5 separate regions of the Homo sapiens genome follow, and regions 2, 3, 4 and 5 are each linked to region 1. A link is a contact called in ENCODE Hi-C or POLR2A ChIA-PET data. All regions are on one chromosome and are shown on one strand. The core of a region is the stretch at or near the end of the contact, and the rest is flanking DNA. Distances in the headings are between cores, read along the strand shown. Region 1 overlaps LOC105369896 (a long non-coding RNA gene). Region 2 holds the start of LINC02391 (long intergenic non-protein coding RNA 2391). Region 3 overlaps LINC01619 (long intergenic non-protein coding RNA 1619). Region 4 overlaps LINC01619 (long intergenic non-protein coding RNA 1619). Region 5 overlaps LOC105369901 (a long non-coding RNA gene).

What was found. A loop is a pair of places that touch in the nucleus more often than their neighbours do. ChIA-PET counts read pairs that join two places held with the same protein, here RNA polymerase II (POLR2A). Pooled maps may share reads with other maps.
Region 2: a loop to region 1 is called in a map with no recorded cell type, with 8 times the contacts of the local background. The contact joins the promoter of LINC02391 here to the enhancer-like site in region 1. A Hi-C loop is called at or near these places in 7 of 37 single-sample maps with no recorded cell type and 3 of 50 pooled maps.
Region 3: a loop to region 1 is called in a map of MCF 10A, with 11 times the contacts of the local background. The contact joins two enhancer-like sites. A Hi-C loop is called at or near these places in 2 of 168 maps with a recorded cell type or tissue (Calu3 and MCF 10A) and 4 of 50 pooled maps. POLR2A ChIA-PET finds 5 or more read pairs at or near these places in 3 of 52 experiments (GM10248, MCF 10A and activated T-cell).
Region 4: a loop to region 1 is called in a map with no recorded cell type, with 5 times the contacts of the local background. The contact joins two enhancer-like sites. A Hi-C loop is called at or near these places in 4 of 37 single-sample maps with no recorded cell type and 6 of 50 pooled maps. POLR2A ChIA-PET finds 5 or more read pairs at or near these places in 2 of 52 experiments (MCF 10A and activated naive CD4-positive, alpha-beta T cell).
Region 5: a map of PC-3 shows a loop between it and region 1 (3-fold over the local background). The contact joins two enhancer-like sites. A Hi-C loop is called at or near these places in 2 of 168 maps with a recorded cell type or tissue (Calu3 and PC-3) and 1 of 50 pooled maps. POLR2A ChIA-PET finds 5 or more read pairs at or near these places in 1 of 52 experiments (GM10248).

The regions. Positions count from the first base shown.
Region 1 is chr12:91,380,101-91,382,947 of GRCh38, forward strand. All of the region lies in intron 4 of LOC105369896 (a long non-coding RNA gene), which reads right to left. Among named protein-coding and RNA genes, the nearest start is that of LINC02823, 55 kb to the left of the region's middle. RefSeq lists enhancers at 792-1,625, 1,626-2,457. Within about 2 kb of position 1,376, at least 20 of the 41 ENCODE cell types and tissues checked have a DNase peak (open chromatin) inside an H3K27ac peak, as active enhancers do.
Region 2 is chr12:92,362,495-92,365,341 of GRCh38, forward strand. LINC02391 (long intergenic non-protein coding RNA 2391) reads right to left here and starts at 1,338. Exons shown (of 5, transcript XR_007063404.1): 1 at 1,097-1,338. All of the region lies in intron 1 of LOC105369902 (a long non-coding RNA gene), which reads left to right. RefSeq lists enhancers at 321-410, 891-940.
Region 3 is chr12:92,079,112-92,081,958 of GRCh38, forward strand. The region is part of intron 1 of LINC01619 (long intergenic non-protein coding RNA 1619); the gene reads right to left. Among named protein-coding and RNA genes, the nearest start is that of LINC01619, 62 kb to the right of the region's middle. Within about 2 kb of position 1,345, at least 10 of the 41 ENCODE cell types and tissues checked have a DNase peak (open chromatin) inside an H3K27ac peak, as active enhancers do.
Region 4 is chr12:92,029,311-92,032,157 of GRCh38, forward strand. The region is part of intron 1 of LINC01619 (long intergenic non-protein coding RNA 1619); the gene reads right to left. Among named protein-coding and RNA genes, the nearest start is that of LINC01619, 110 kb to the right of the region's middle. Within about 2 kb of position 1,486, at least 19 of the 41 ENCODE cell types and tissues checked have a DNase peak (open chromatin) inside an H3K27ac peak, as active enhancers do.
Region 5 is chr12:91,953,157-91,956,003 of GRCh38, forward strand. The region is part of intron 3 of LOC105369901 (a long non-coding RNA gene); the gene reads right to left. Among named protein-coding and RNA genes, the nearest start is that of LINC02404, 79 kb to the left of the region's middle. Within about 2 kb of position 1,480, at least 5 of the 41 ENCODE cell types and tissues checked have a DNase peak (open chromatin) inside an H3K27ac peak, as active enhancers do.

The DNA of each region.
Region 1 (2,847 bases), core at 126-2,625:
GGGAGCAATTACAGAGCTTCTCAAAATCTGTCCCTGTGTGCATCAAATTGATGTTGGAAAGAAAAAGATACCTCTTTCTAAAGTACTTTATTTCAGCCTTTCAAATTCACCTTCTGAAACCTAGGTGACATTCCTTCTAAACACTGTATACGGTATTGCTTAAGACAAGGAAAGTTTTCCCCCAAAACTATTTGTGCTCCCTTCACTCTGGTAGAATTTTTGGTAAGTTCTTTGGCCTATGCCCACCATATACTAGGCCGCCCTTGCTCACAGAAGGCCACAGCAAACCCCTTCTGCAAGCCCACGATGGAATCGTAAATCTTTACAACTTATTGAAGTCTTCCAGATTTTTAAATATGCCCATGATCCAGACTTTTTGCTTGCATGTTTAAATGGTTGCCTGATGGCTTGCAACAAGAAGTAGAAAGGCATTTTTCTTAAAATAAGCAAACAACCATGGCAAATGAGGTCATATTCCCAAGCTTGAATAATAAATATTGCTAAAATCTACAACCTGAAACATATTTTAAGAATTAGACATAGATTTGGGTTTTTTCTTTCTTTTTCAGGAAGGGGTCTCCCTTGCTGCCAATAAAAATTGCTTTGTGTTGTAAAATTTGGGTTCAGCTTGTCTCCTCCTTATATAAGCCCAGTTGAATAGACTGCTGAGGGAAAATCAAAGTTTAAGAGCCTGGCTTTTCCCGTTTGGCAACTTTCATTTCCTGATAATATCGGATAATTAACAAATTGTGTGTTTTAATGCCCTGTCTCTTGAAGCGCATTTGGGAAAAATACTTCTTGTGCCCTCTGAGTAATGGCTTAAATGGAAGAACATGCTCAAAAGAATGCTTTTTCTCAATGCATGAAACACACTCAGCATTTATTATTTTAATTGCTACACATCATGTGTATACTCGTTCGTGTAATTATATACATATTTAAAGGGCAAGAGGAAAAGATTATTTTAGGACTCTATAATTCATTATGAGCAAGGCATTGAAAATTTCTAACTCAAGATGAAAATTCATAAAAATTCTTTGGCAAAAACACCTTAGTATTCTCAATACGGTAACTGACTTTTTTTTTTTTGCGTTATGAAATAACTAGATACTACCGTGCGTTGCTTTTGGATAAAAGGGGAATGCTGTTTCTTAGCCTTTCTGTCTCTTTACTAAATGGATAATTCAGGACTGGGAAATGCAGCTCTAAGTTTGTTGTTTACGAAAAACACATGCTAATGTAACAGCGTATGAGGAATTAAAGAGAAAATGTCAAACGCGCCTTGACATCCAAAATGCATTTAGCTGTTGGCTTTTACTACAGGGCCTTTCACTCTCCAGCCGACCCCCTCCAAGACCAAGTGTTTTTGCGTGTTGGGCTAAAAATAGCCAGCCAAGCCTAACAACTAGCTTCTGATTGGCTCAGAGCAAAGGCCACTCAGCCAATAAGAGCTTCTGGGAACAAAAGCAATTCTTTTGTGTGAGATACTCAACCCACGTCAAAACAGCTTCAGGCTGTAGAAATGATTTTGGTTGAGCTTTAACAAGGTAATAATGCATTTCAGCCCTCTGAAAGGTTTGAAGCGGAACAAAGGGAGTAGTGAAATCTACAAAACAAATGGAGCGCTCAAGGCTTTCATGGGATGAATCATCCGGGTGCCTGAGCTACAAACAGTTGCAAGCTCAGAAAAGAAAAAGCGCTAGGATTTTCTTTCTTTCTTCCTGAGATTTTAACTTATTTTTCAAGCGAAAAACAAAACAAAACAAAAACAAAAAACTAACGAAAAGCCATCAAAGGCGTTGTATCTTGACTATGCCCAAATTTGTTATTATGCTTATTTGATGATGAATAAAAAGCAATTCTTCCACGGTTCCCTTAAATCTCACAAAGAGAAAACAAATGTATGTGTAGTAGATAGTAGGTAGTAAAGCTCCCGAAACTTTGGGCTTTCGTTTTTGGGCACCAAAAGCAGCCCATGTTTTCAGAGTAAAGGCAGGTCTTGATTAATGCTGTGATAGTTCTCAAGGTAAGCAAATTACAGCAGCACTTGATTGGAGAAAAGCATTGAAGTTTTGGAGGTTTTGGCCACTTTCAAGGCATTGTGCCTCTAGGGGTCGCTGTTGGACAGCGGACGAACCTCTTCAGGGCATCCTTCCCCCTTTAATAGTCACTAAAAGAAGAAGCTTAGTAGGCGCCTTTCAGGTAGAACAAAAGGGAGTGGGGAGTCAGTGTTTGAGACCCTTGAGCATGGTTTATGGTCATCACTATGGGACAAAGCATCCCATAACAATGCAGATTACTTTATATGGAAATGAAATGCCATAAAGGACAAAATGTTGCTACAGTAACCACTGAAAATGTTACATAACACATAGGAGCTCATAGGCCATTTCATGGCCTTAAACTGGCTTTATTGTATGGAAAATAATTAAAAGATGATGTGGTGCTTTATAGGCTTCCTTTTTAGGAAACAGAAGGACCCACACTTTAACCTCTCACATAGGAAACCTGTATAGGTTACCAAGTCCTGAAGTTGGCAGAGAAATACAGGTCACAAACAGACTGTTCCCATGTTCTCCTCCCAGAAAACTATGGATTCAATGTAACTTTTTCCCTTGAATATAGCTTTTATGATAAACAATTAGTAAATGAATCCTTAATTAAGCTTTATTCCTGGTGTGGCACAACAAGACCTAAGAAAATCAAACATCTCAGTAAAACTGAAACATATTTTTATTATCTGATTGGTTATAATCAAGAAGCAATATTTCTGTAACAGTTACCTGTCTAAGGAAATGCATAATCTGTCATAAAATATTGCATTCATCAATTATTGGCCCCAGCTGC
Region 2 (2,847 bases), core at 88-2,587, 980 kb after region 1:
AGTATGTAGCGTTATTGAGTACATACTATGTGTAGGAATGTTACATGAATAAATTTATGAACCTTCATATTAACCCAATCTGGCAAGTACCTGCACTATTATCACTATTCCTATTTAGTATTTAAGAAAACTCAGGTTTGACTGGATTAGGTGACTTGTCCAAAGGGATACAGTTCAGATTTTTTTTGTTTTTGTTTTTGTTTTATGTAGCATAGAGACTTTTTTCAACTTTTAGATTCAGTGGGTATACATGCAGGTTTGTTACCTGGGTATATTTCATGATTAAAGCTGAGGTTTGAACATGGCAGAGTGATTCTAAAGCCCGTGGTTAAAGGACTATGCTGTCATATTGGCATGTAAAGTGCTTATCATAGCTTAGCATAGAGTAAGGCTTCCACATGCAAATCAAAAGAGAAACATTAAACATTAGCTGAAGAGGAAAACCAAATCACCCACCAGGAGGAAATTGACCTGGCCCTTTCTCCCAAGTGTATCACATGATATGATGTGTGCAGGTGTCAGATGATGCTGAGATGGCCGACAGAGCTCAATTCAGAAACAAGTGATGAGCTCCTTAACAAATTCCCTCAGGAGAGAACTGCCTCCCCTCCCCTTTCAAACGAGGCTGACCTTGAAGTTGTGCCTAAATTGCTCACCACAATCTCAGGCTCAACTTGCTAACTCATCTATCCAAAACACATGCATCCCCGACTTCTCCCTATTTCATGGGGTATCAAAAATAGAGACTTGAACCTCATAAAGTTAGTACAGGCCGGGGTGTTCACCATCTTCATAGCTGATTTACAGTTGCTTTATTAAACTGCCTCTGATCTGGTCAGCAGGCTATGAATGTGAACACCTAGTTAGAGCTGACCTTGAATCCCATTGGAACAGTAGACTTCTTTATTACATTTGAAAACCTAAAAATGTTCAAGGGGAGGTGGAAGGGAGGAGAGGCAGGCAGAGGGTGCTAGGTGCTTTGTTCAACCACCATGGTTCCCTCTGTCGAGATGGAAGATGGCTGTTGCTTAAAGCTTCTGCCCATCTTTGTCCTCTGGAAATATTTGTATTATACAAATCAAAGAATGGAACGCACCTGCCTCCTCCTCATTCTTCTCCCCTCCCCGACACTGGAATGAATGCATACTCTTCACACAGGACCCACAGGAAACCTGTTACCCCAAGTAACTGTTGCATTCTCATGTGTTCAGTCACAGGAAGAATTTCAGTTTCTCTCTTCCCCACGATTGGAGATGAGGCTGAGGTCACGGGAGAGAAAGAGCCCTGTCTTGTCTCCCAACAAGAGGGGTCTGTGCAGCTGCTGGGCCCACAGCAGACAGAAGGCACGCGGCAGCTGAGGCTCTTTAGAAGGCTTCCCACCCACTTCCTGAGTCTGGCTTTGATTTCTTAAAGGGCAGATGCACTTATTCCAGAGTCGCTCCCTGATTCAGCTGTCGGGGGGAGGGTGGAATAAAAAGCTAAAGCAACCATTTCCTTTTCTGTAGCTCCTTTGCTTTGTCTCAGATCCTCTTTTCTGAGTTATCTGCTACTAAGTCTGTCTCTCCTTCCGCTCAGAGCAGCAGTGGCTGAGTTTTGTCGAGTGCTAGATAATCACTGATCTTAATTATAAACAGCCTCAGCTCAGAGGAATGGTTTTGATAGGAAAGTCAACACCAGGACGCAAGATGGGTAGGTAGCAAAATGGAACCCAAGCCAGTTTTCCAATAAAAAACAGACAAAATATATTTATAAGTAAGATTCAATTCATCCTCCACGCAGTAGCAGCCTGGAGGCTCCTTGTGAACTGACCTCTGTCTACTGTCCCCTTTAAACTTTTTTTTTTTTGATACGGAGTCTCACTCTGTCGCCCAGGCTGAAGTGCAGTGGTACAATCTCGCCTCCCTACAACCTCCACTTCCTGGGGTCAAGCAATTCTCCCGCCTCGGCCTCCCGAGTAGCTGGGATTACAAGCACGCATCACCACGCCTGGCTAATTTTTTTTGTATTTTTAGTGGAGACGGGGTTTCGCCATGTTAGCCAGGCTGGTCTCGAACTCCTGACCTCAAGTGATCCGCCTGCCTCGGCCCCCCAAAGTGCTGGGATTACAGGCTTGAGCCACCATGCCTGGCCACCCCTTTAAATTTTATGCTTCAGTAATAGTGTTGATTTTACCTCCAAAATACAGAGCTGTTTCATGCTTCTGTGCCTTTGTGGACTCTTCCCTCTGCCAGAAATGCCTTCTTACTGTGTCTTCCTGGAAATATCTTATTTGACTTTTAAAAACTGGTGCAGACATCACCGCTTCATCTCCCTCCAGTGTTTTTCATTTAATTGGTCTGGGATGTGGCCTGAGCCCTGGGAGTTTTAAGTGCTCCCCAGGTGATTCTAATCTGCACCAGAGTTTGCCAATCACTGCTTAAGGCCAGCAGTTTTCAGACTTGAGCAGGCATCAGAAACAGCTGGAGGGCTTGTTAAGGCACAGATTGCAGGGTCCACCCCCTGAGTGTAGAATTCAGTAGCTCTGGAGAATTTGTATTTCTTTCTTATTTTGTTTTCTCTTTTGTTTTGTTTTGTTTTGTTTTGTTTTACTTTTATGTTTTTGGATCTTGTTGCATACCAAGTTTTTTTTGTTGTTGTTTTTTGTTTTTTAAGGGATTTGCTGATGTTTTTACTATTAGTATTCACATTATTTCCTTTTTTAAAAAAATTTATTTAAAACAGACAAAAATTTTATCTATTTATGGTGTACAACAATGTTTTAATATAGGTACACATTGTGGAATGGCTACATCAAGCTAACTAATATACGCATTACCTTACATGCATGTCATTTTATTTTATTTATTT
Region 3 (2,847 bases), core at 95-2,594, 700 kb after region 1:
ATAATGACATAATAGCACATGAATGGACTTTACTTGGCAAACCAATGATTCCAAAAATTATTTTCAAAAGTTACACAGTAACCATAACCACAGTGTTCCATCACCAGGACAATATAACTTCAAGTCTCTTTGGCAACTCCATGAGGGGAGGGGGAGGATGAAGGAGTAATCACCTTGTTCTGCAGTTTCCTAGTCAGGCACCTAATATTCTCATTCTACTCAGTCTGTCTGTCTCTCATTCTCTCTCTCTCTCTCTCTCTCTGTCTCCTCTCTCCTCTTCCTCTCTGATCAAATGAGTTACTCTTGCCTCCTCTAAGGTCTTTAGATTCTGTTGCGATCAGAAAACAGGCTTTGGAATCTCTGCTTCAGTACCTTCATCTGAATATTAAAAAAAGGAGCAAAGTACCAACTGTCAGCCTATGTTTATAAAGCAAACTATCTGAGAAAATAATAGAAGTTTATTGACATAGACAAAACAGGCTACATATAGTGGCTCTGATATATTAAATATTTTTATAGTGTACTCATATTTAAACATAGTCAACCAAAAGCCAAAGGTCTTATTAATTAAGCAAAAATCAGAAAGCATATTATTAAATTTTAGTGTGACAAACACCATAACACAGGAAGGTACCACAGGGATGAGATTCAGAGGATTAATTGGGCAAAGAGATCTAGAAATAAACTTTATTTATTTATTTATTTATTTATTTATTTTGAGATGGAGGCTTGCTCTGTCGCCCAGGCTGGAGTGCAGTGGCGCGATCTTGTCTCACTGCAACATCTGCCTCTCAGGTTCAAGCAATTCTCCTGCCTCGGCCTCCCGAGTAGCTGGGACTACAGGCGTGAACCACCACATCTGGCTAATTTTTGTATTTTTAATAGGGACAGGGTTTCACCATGTTGGCCAAGCTGGTCTCGAACTCCTGACCTCGTGATCTGCCCCCCTCAGCCTCCCAAAGTGCTGGGATTACAGGCGTGAGTCACCGTGCCCAGCAGAAACAAACTTCTTTATGGAAATAAAATTGAAAAGAGAACATTGCCAAATAAAAAATGTTTGCACCACACACTTGTTACAAACAGCCAAGATGTTATTCAAGACTATTGCAAAAGAGGAGAGGGATTGAACTCAACTCCTAATTATTGCAAAGACAGCTGGAGATTTATACCCAATGAGGAGAGTGAGGAGGTCAGTGGATCAACAATTGGTAAGGATGAGAGATTCTTGAAGGACTTAGCAGGATTATTTGCAAAAATGGGGCTCAACAGGCCAAATTAGAAGCCTAGACGAGAAGAAGTTTCAAAGGACCCTGACTAAAGTTGGCACAGAAGAGAGTCTTTGTCACTGTGCAGGTGATGGATAGAAACAGAAACTAAAAGCCACTGTACTACACAAAGTTGGAGAAAATTCTCTTTGTGGTTTATTGAGTTTAGGGAGATAAAAAGCACCCTGGTGAAAGGAACCTGCCCACCACATAGCCTGGGGCCTCCTAGAGTATTTAGAATGGAGCATGACATTCTAAGGACATCGGGAAGTGTTTACTGAGAAACCTGAGTGAAAGTATGTCTGAGTCACATGCGACAGCAATCATGAAGTCAGGAATTTATGGAACTCTTAGTTCATCCACTCAACATTCACTCAGCAAGTATTTATGGAGAGCCCAAACGTATTTATGGAGAGCCTATTATGTTGCAAGCACTGTCTTAGGTGCTTAAGATATAGCAATGAAAATAACAGAAAGAAAATTGTTCTCAGGGAGCACATATTCATATGGGAGGGAAGAGACAATTTTAAAACACAACAAATAAATAAAACAGGCAGTTAAATGAATGACATGGAGAGAAATTGGTAGCGTGGGGGTGTGGTGTAATTTAAATAGGGTGGTGAGATCTCAGTAAGAAGGTCACATCTGCATAAAGACCTAAATGAAATTAAGGAGTGAACCCAGTGGATATTGAGGGAAGACGTTAATAGAAGCAGTTGGCTGCTTTGTGAACGAATCACTGAGTTAGGGTATAGGCTGTGACTAACTGCCCATCTTCCTTTCTTCCTTCCCTGGCTCTCTTCTACTCATCCCTCAGGTTTTGACTTAAAAACTTCTCCTTTGGAAGCATTCTCTGTTTTCTTCTTGTCTAGATTATGAACACTTTTCTGTATCCCCACAGCATTCTACTTCCTCTATCAAAATAGTTATCACACTTCATCATATACATTTCTTTCCATATTACTCTATAAAGACTAAGAAAACCTTCTTGTGCCACTCAAAATTATGTCTCTGATATCCAGCACAAAGCAGGAGGCAGAATTACGTTGGGAATCAGACTATCTGGGATTTATATAGTGGCTGTAACACTTTCTTAATACGTGCCTGTGGGCAAGTTACTTGGCCTTTCTGTGCCTCAGTTTCCTCATTTTTAACAATGGGAGTACAGATCTAGCAAGTGCCTGACACAGCGTAGATGCTTGATATAGGAATCTAACAATTGCTACTTCCTCCAGAAACATTTCAGTCCACAGGGAGCATTGCTTTCTGTGAAGTTCAAAGAAAGTGTGGCCCAGTGAAATGAACATGAGTTTTAGATTCAGATAAAGCTGAGTCAGTTTGAATACTCATATCCAATATTTTGTAATTATATAAATGGGTATAAAAATCTTTATTTCAACAGTTTGTTGAGGATTAAAAAGAGACAACACACACAGGGGCCTAGCATACAGCAGGTACTCAACAGACGCTTATTCTGCCATCATCATTACTCATATTTATCTGTTATTATCCTTCATTTGCACTTCACTGTCTGATATCTTATAAGCATCTCTTGTGGAGTCATTTAACTTTTCCTTAGGCC
Region 4 (2,847 bases), core at 236-2,735, 650 kb after region 1:
ATGGTTAATTAAATAACGGAATGAGTCAATGGGCATGTGATGTGCTCTCTTAGGTGTAAAAGGGAGACTACACTACCACCTACATACATGTTGCATTGAAATATCTGACTTAGATTTCCTCTGTTTCACATCTCTGTTTGGAAGGAATGGGGTTTTAACACACATCTCTGATTGCTGACCATGATGATTACCATAAAAATGGTGAGCATTATGGCCAGATGGAAATGAGATATGTTGATTAACTTGAATGAAGCAAAGTGGGCTTTGCCACTCTCTGTTCTTTTAACAACCCAGTCTTTAAAATCCATGCAGACGAACATCCCAGGAATCCTTTTCATCTTATATTGGGCTTTCCTATATGATGCCTCAATGCTCCTTACATTGGCTCAGCCTTGGCATATCCTTCTAATTGTCACCTTCCATTCCCTACCCACTGCTCCTAGTTGAAGACTGGCCTGCCCTGGAGTCATGTCTACACATCCTAATGAATGCGTGGCAAAAGTTGCTAATTTGATTGATTAATTTATCCAGCCCAATGAGGCAAGACAAGAGTAGTGACTCCCTGGTTAATTATAGTATGAATAACCTGTGTAAAATTATAGATGGACAGGCCTTATTCTTATGTGTTTCTTTTCAACCGGTCTGGGTTTGACAAAGGATCTCACTGTTCTTATTAAAGCAGTTTCATTATTCCAATGCTAAGGCAAGTTTTGGAACTGCCCAGTGAGAAGCAGAGTCACAGGACATACCTTATGCTCTCTAACAAATGCCATCCAAAAAACAGACACCACTGTTGTCCATCTCCTGGATGACAAAGCAGACACTTTGCAACACAGCAGAGGAGGCAGAAGGGAAACAGCTTCCTTTGCTGGTGACCAGCAGAAGCCACCCCTATTCCACTTATGCCTTTATAATCTCCAAATGCAATGGAATAATTTTGCATCAGGTTCCTGACCACAGAAATGAAACTTTTTTTCTTATTACATTTGTGTGTTTGTGATAGATGTGATTACTAAACACAGGTTTATTCGGAAGTTAACATATCTGTTGCACAAAAAGCCACTTCTCCAGCTCTTACTGAAGGGGTCATTGAGAAGTCAGAAATTCCAGTTCCTAAAAAGCTGGATGACTTTACTAATGCTGTCTTTTCTCAGTATCAGGCTTTATTACACCTTTTCCCAGAAGCCACTCTTCGTTTCCTAACTCTATCACAGCAGGGTTCAACAGAGTAGCTTTCTCCTATGCTAAACAAATGATTTTTTGAGATTTCTTTTCCACTCACTAAGCTTCCAGTACTATCTAAGTTTGCCAAATATCTCAAAGGAATTAAAGATCTAATTTAAGAGAAGATGGCAAGTGCCTTCTCAAAGAAACCGGGAGTACCCATCCTTAATGGTAAGAGTGACAAAGGAGGAAGCAGCAGTGGCCCATTTCCTCAGCCTCACTGAGCAGCATCTATGAAAAATGAGCTCAGCTGTTAACAGCCCGGGAGGGACTGCTATCTACCACATCACAGTCAGTTGAGAAGAACAGGATGTTCTGAGTACAGCATGAACCTCAAAGCTAGAGTCAAAAACCATATTTCCCAGGCAAGTGTTTACCTTTGTCTTCAATCTTCAAGAGAGAACGTTTCTGTTCTATGAAGAGTTAAGAAAACCCTGCCTGAGAAAGGAGCAGTGCAGAACTGATACACCTCTTTATTTTCACCTTATTAATGAAAAGAAAGCTCACTCTGGGTTGATAACAACATACCAATATAGGAAGAGTGCCAAAGTAACCCTGGCACTCTTCCTATATTCTTTTTTTTTATTATTGTATTTTAAGTTCTGGGATACCTGTGCAGAATGTGCAGGTTTGTTACATAGGTATACAAGTGCCGTGGTGGTTTGTTGCACCCATCAACCTGCCATCTACATTAGGTATTTCTCCTAATGCTATCCCTCCCCTGGAACCCCCACCCAATGTCAGGCCCCAGTGTGTGATGTTCCCCTCCCTGTGTCCATGTGTTCTCATTGTTCAACTCCCAATTATGAGTGAGAACATGCAGTGTTTGGTTTTCTGTTCCTGTATTAGTTGGCTGAGAATGATGGTTTCCAGCTTCATCCATGTCCCTGCAAAGGACATGAACTCATCCTTTTTGTGGCTACATAGTATTCCATGGTGTATATGTGCCACATTTTCTTTATCCAGTCTATCATTGATGGGCATTTGGGTTGGTTCCAAGTCTTTGCTATTGTGAATAGTGCTGCAATAAACATACGTGTGCATGTGTCTTTATAGTAGAATGATTTATAATCCTTTGGGTATATACCCAGTAATGGGATAGCTGTGTCAAATGGTATTTCTGGTTCTAGGTCCTTGAGGAATCATCATACTGTCTTCCACAATGGTTGAACAGGCACCCTACAGAATGGGAGAAAATTTTTGCAATCTATCCATCTGACAAAGAGCTAATATCCAAAATCTACAAGGAATTTAAACAGATTTACAAGAGAAAAACAAACAACCCCATCAAAAAGCAGGCGAAGGATATGAACAGACACATCTCAAAGGAGGACATTTATGTGGCCAATAAACCTATGAAAAAAAGCTCATCATCACTGGTCATTAGAGAAATGTAAATCAAAACCACAATTAGATACCATTTCACGCCAGTTATAATGGTGATCATTAAAAAATCAGGAAACAACAGATGCTGGAGAAGATGTGGAGAAATAGGAATGCTTTTACACTGTTGGTGGGAGTGTGCATTAGTTCTTCCTTGATTCTTAAAGGAACCATGCTTAATCTCCAGGTCTACTTGTTTACAGCTGAAGTGAGCCCCCAAGCAGTTATAGATTAAATTAG
Region 5 (2,847 bases), core at 230-2,729, 570 kb after region 1:
TGTTTAACTAGCTGATATTCCAACTTCCTCATTTTAGAAAGGAGGAAATTGAAGGCCAGAGAGGTAGCACAGGTCACTTAAGATTCCTTCAGAATCAGGAGCAGAAAAAAAAAATGTCCAGTCTTTTAATCCAGGTTATTTCCACCACATTGCTTTCTTGATGATAAGATTAATCCCTATCATGTACTAAATGTTGAGCATCTTACTTGGTGTTCCACCTGTATTTACCAATGAATAATTGATAAATACATTCCCTTACTTGGTGTTTTACCTGTGTTTACCAATGAATCCAGCAAAATCTCTAAATATTTGCCTCATTTGAAGATAAAGTTCAAGAATGTTAAGCAACTTACACAAGCCTACATTCAAATCCAATCTAACTGGAAATCCTGTACATGTATTTTCCAAGTTTAGATAAACTTAAATGTTTCTTGTTGGCCATCAAAACAACAGATCATCCTAAGGTGACCCAGGGGGATAAAGAGAGAATGGGTAGTTTATTGCCAAATTTTGGCTCTACTTTTTATGTGTGCTTTATTAAAATTGAAGAACAATGAATATAGTTATAGAAAGACCAAATGAAAACCTTATTTGAGAATTGCTTTCATCTCTTTCTGCCCTAAGATTATCAATAATCACTTCTTATTTTATGTTGATACTATATTTTATTAGAATAAGCATGTGGCTTTTCCAGTCTTTGATGTATCATAGATCATGCGTTTGTACATATTAATTTCTTTCCTTGTTCAAAAGGTTTGCTGCTTATATTGCAAATCAAATTTGTACATGTGCTCACAGGAGGGGAATATTGCAAAGATGTTTTCCACTGGCATTATCATTTTTCAAGTTGCATGTTTAAACCAGTTTTCTTTATCTCTTGTATCCTTTAACTCAGATACATAATGTAGTTTTAGCATAATTGTGATACAACTCTGTTTTTGTCCTGTTTTGTTTTTTTTCAAATGTAAATCTGCATTTCATTTGTACAGAACATCAAGGTAAAAATATGTATGTAGTTCTTAAAAATCTCTATAATATGAAACTATGGCAGATAGATCTAAAAAGAGGCTATAAACAGAAAAGTAATATGTAAATGCAATCAAATTTTAAAAGAGAATGACAATAACATTATACTGAATAGAGTGGGGTAACCAGAAAGAGAACACAAGTATATCTCGTTTTATTCACCTTGCTCTATTGTGCTTCACAGATACTGCATTTTTTACTAATTGAAGCTTTGTGGCAATCCTTCGCCCAACAAGTCAGTTGGCACCGTTTTTCAAACAGCATGTGCTCACTTCATATCTCTGTGTCACATTTTCATAATTCTCAAAATATTTAAACCTTTTCCCTTATTGTCATATCTGTTATGGGTAATCTGTGATTAGTGATATTTGGTGTTGCTATTGTAATTGTTCTGGGGCACTGTAAACCTCACCAATCTGACAGCAAATGCAGTGGGTAAATATTGTATGTGTTCTGATTGCTGCACCATCTGGCTGTTCTCCCATCTCTCTCCCTTGCCTTGGGCCTCCCTATTGCCTGAGACACAACAATACGGAAATTAGGCCAATTAATAAACCTACAATGTCCTCTAAATATTTAAGTGAAAGGAAGAATCACACAGCTTTCACTATAAATCAAAAGCTAGAAATGATTAGCCTTACTGAGAAAAGCATGTGGAAAGCTGCAACAGGCCAAAAGCGAAGTCTCTTGTGCCAAACAATCAAGTTGTAAAGGTAAAGGAAAAGTTCTTGAAGAAAATTCCAAGTGCTATTCCAGTGAACATGCGAATGATAAGAAAGAAAAACAGCTTTATTGCTGATAGGGAGAGTTTTAGTGGTCTGGATACAAGATCAAACCAGTCACACCATTCCCTTAAACTAAAGCCTAATCTAGAGAAAAGCTCTAACTCTCTGCAATTTTATGAAGCCTGAAAGAGATGAGGAAGCTGCAGAAGAAAATTTGTAAGCTAGTAGAGGTTGCTTCGTGAGATTTAAGGAAAGAATCCACCTCCATAACATAAAAGCACAAGGTGAAGTAGTAAGTGCTTGATGGAGAATTTGCAGCAAGTGATCCAGAAGATCTAGCTAAGATCGTTGATGAAGGCGGCTATACCAAACAACAGATTTTCAATGCAGATGAAACAGCCTTATATTAGAAGAAATGCCTTTTAGGACTTTCATAGCTAGAAAGGAAAAGTCAATGCCTGACTTCAAAGCTCCAAAGGACAGGCTTACTCTATTGTTAGGGGTTAACACAGCTAGTAACTTTTTGAGTTGAAACCAGTGCTCATCTACCATTTCAAAAATTCTTGTGTCTGTAAAAATCATGCTAAATTGACTCTCTCTGTGTTCTATAAATAAAACTACAAAGTCTGGATGACAGCACATCTGTTTACAGCATGACTTACTGAAATATTTTAAGCCATCTGTTGAGACCTATTGCTCAGGAAAAAAAAAAAAACTCCTTTCAAAATATTGCTGTTCATTGACAATGCACCTGGTCATCCAAGAGCTCTGATGGAGATGTACATGGAAATTAATGTTATTTTCATGCCTGCTAATACAACATCCATTCTACAATCCATGAGTCAAAGAGTAATTTTGACTTTTAAGTATTATTACTTAAGAAATACATTTCAAGGCCACAAGTGGTGACTCATGCCACCTCTCTTTTGAGGGCAGAGGTGGGAGGATTGCTTGAGGCCAGGAGTTTGAAACCAGCCTGGGCAACATCTATACAAAAAAAATTAAAAAAAAAATTATCCAGGCACAGTGGCACATGCCTATAGTCCCAGCTAATTGGTAGGCTGAAGCAGAAGGATTGCTTGAGCCCAGTAGTTCA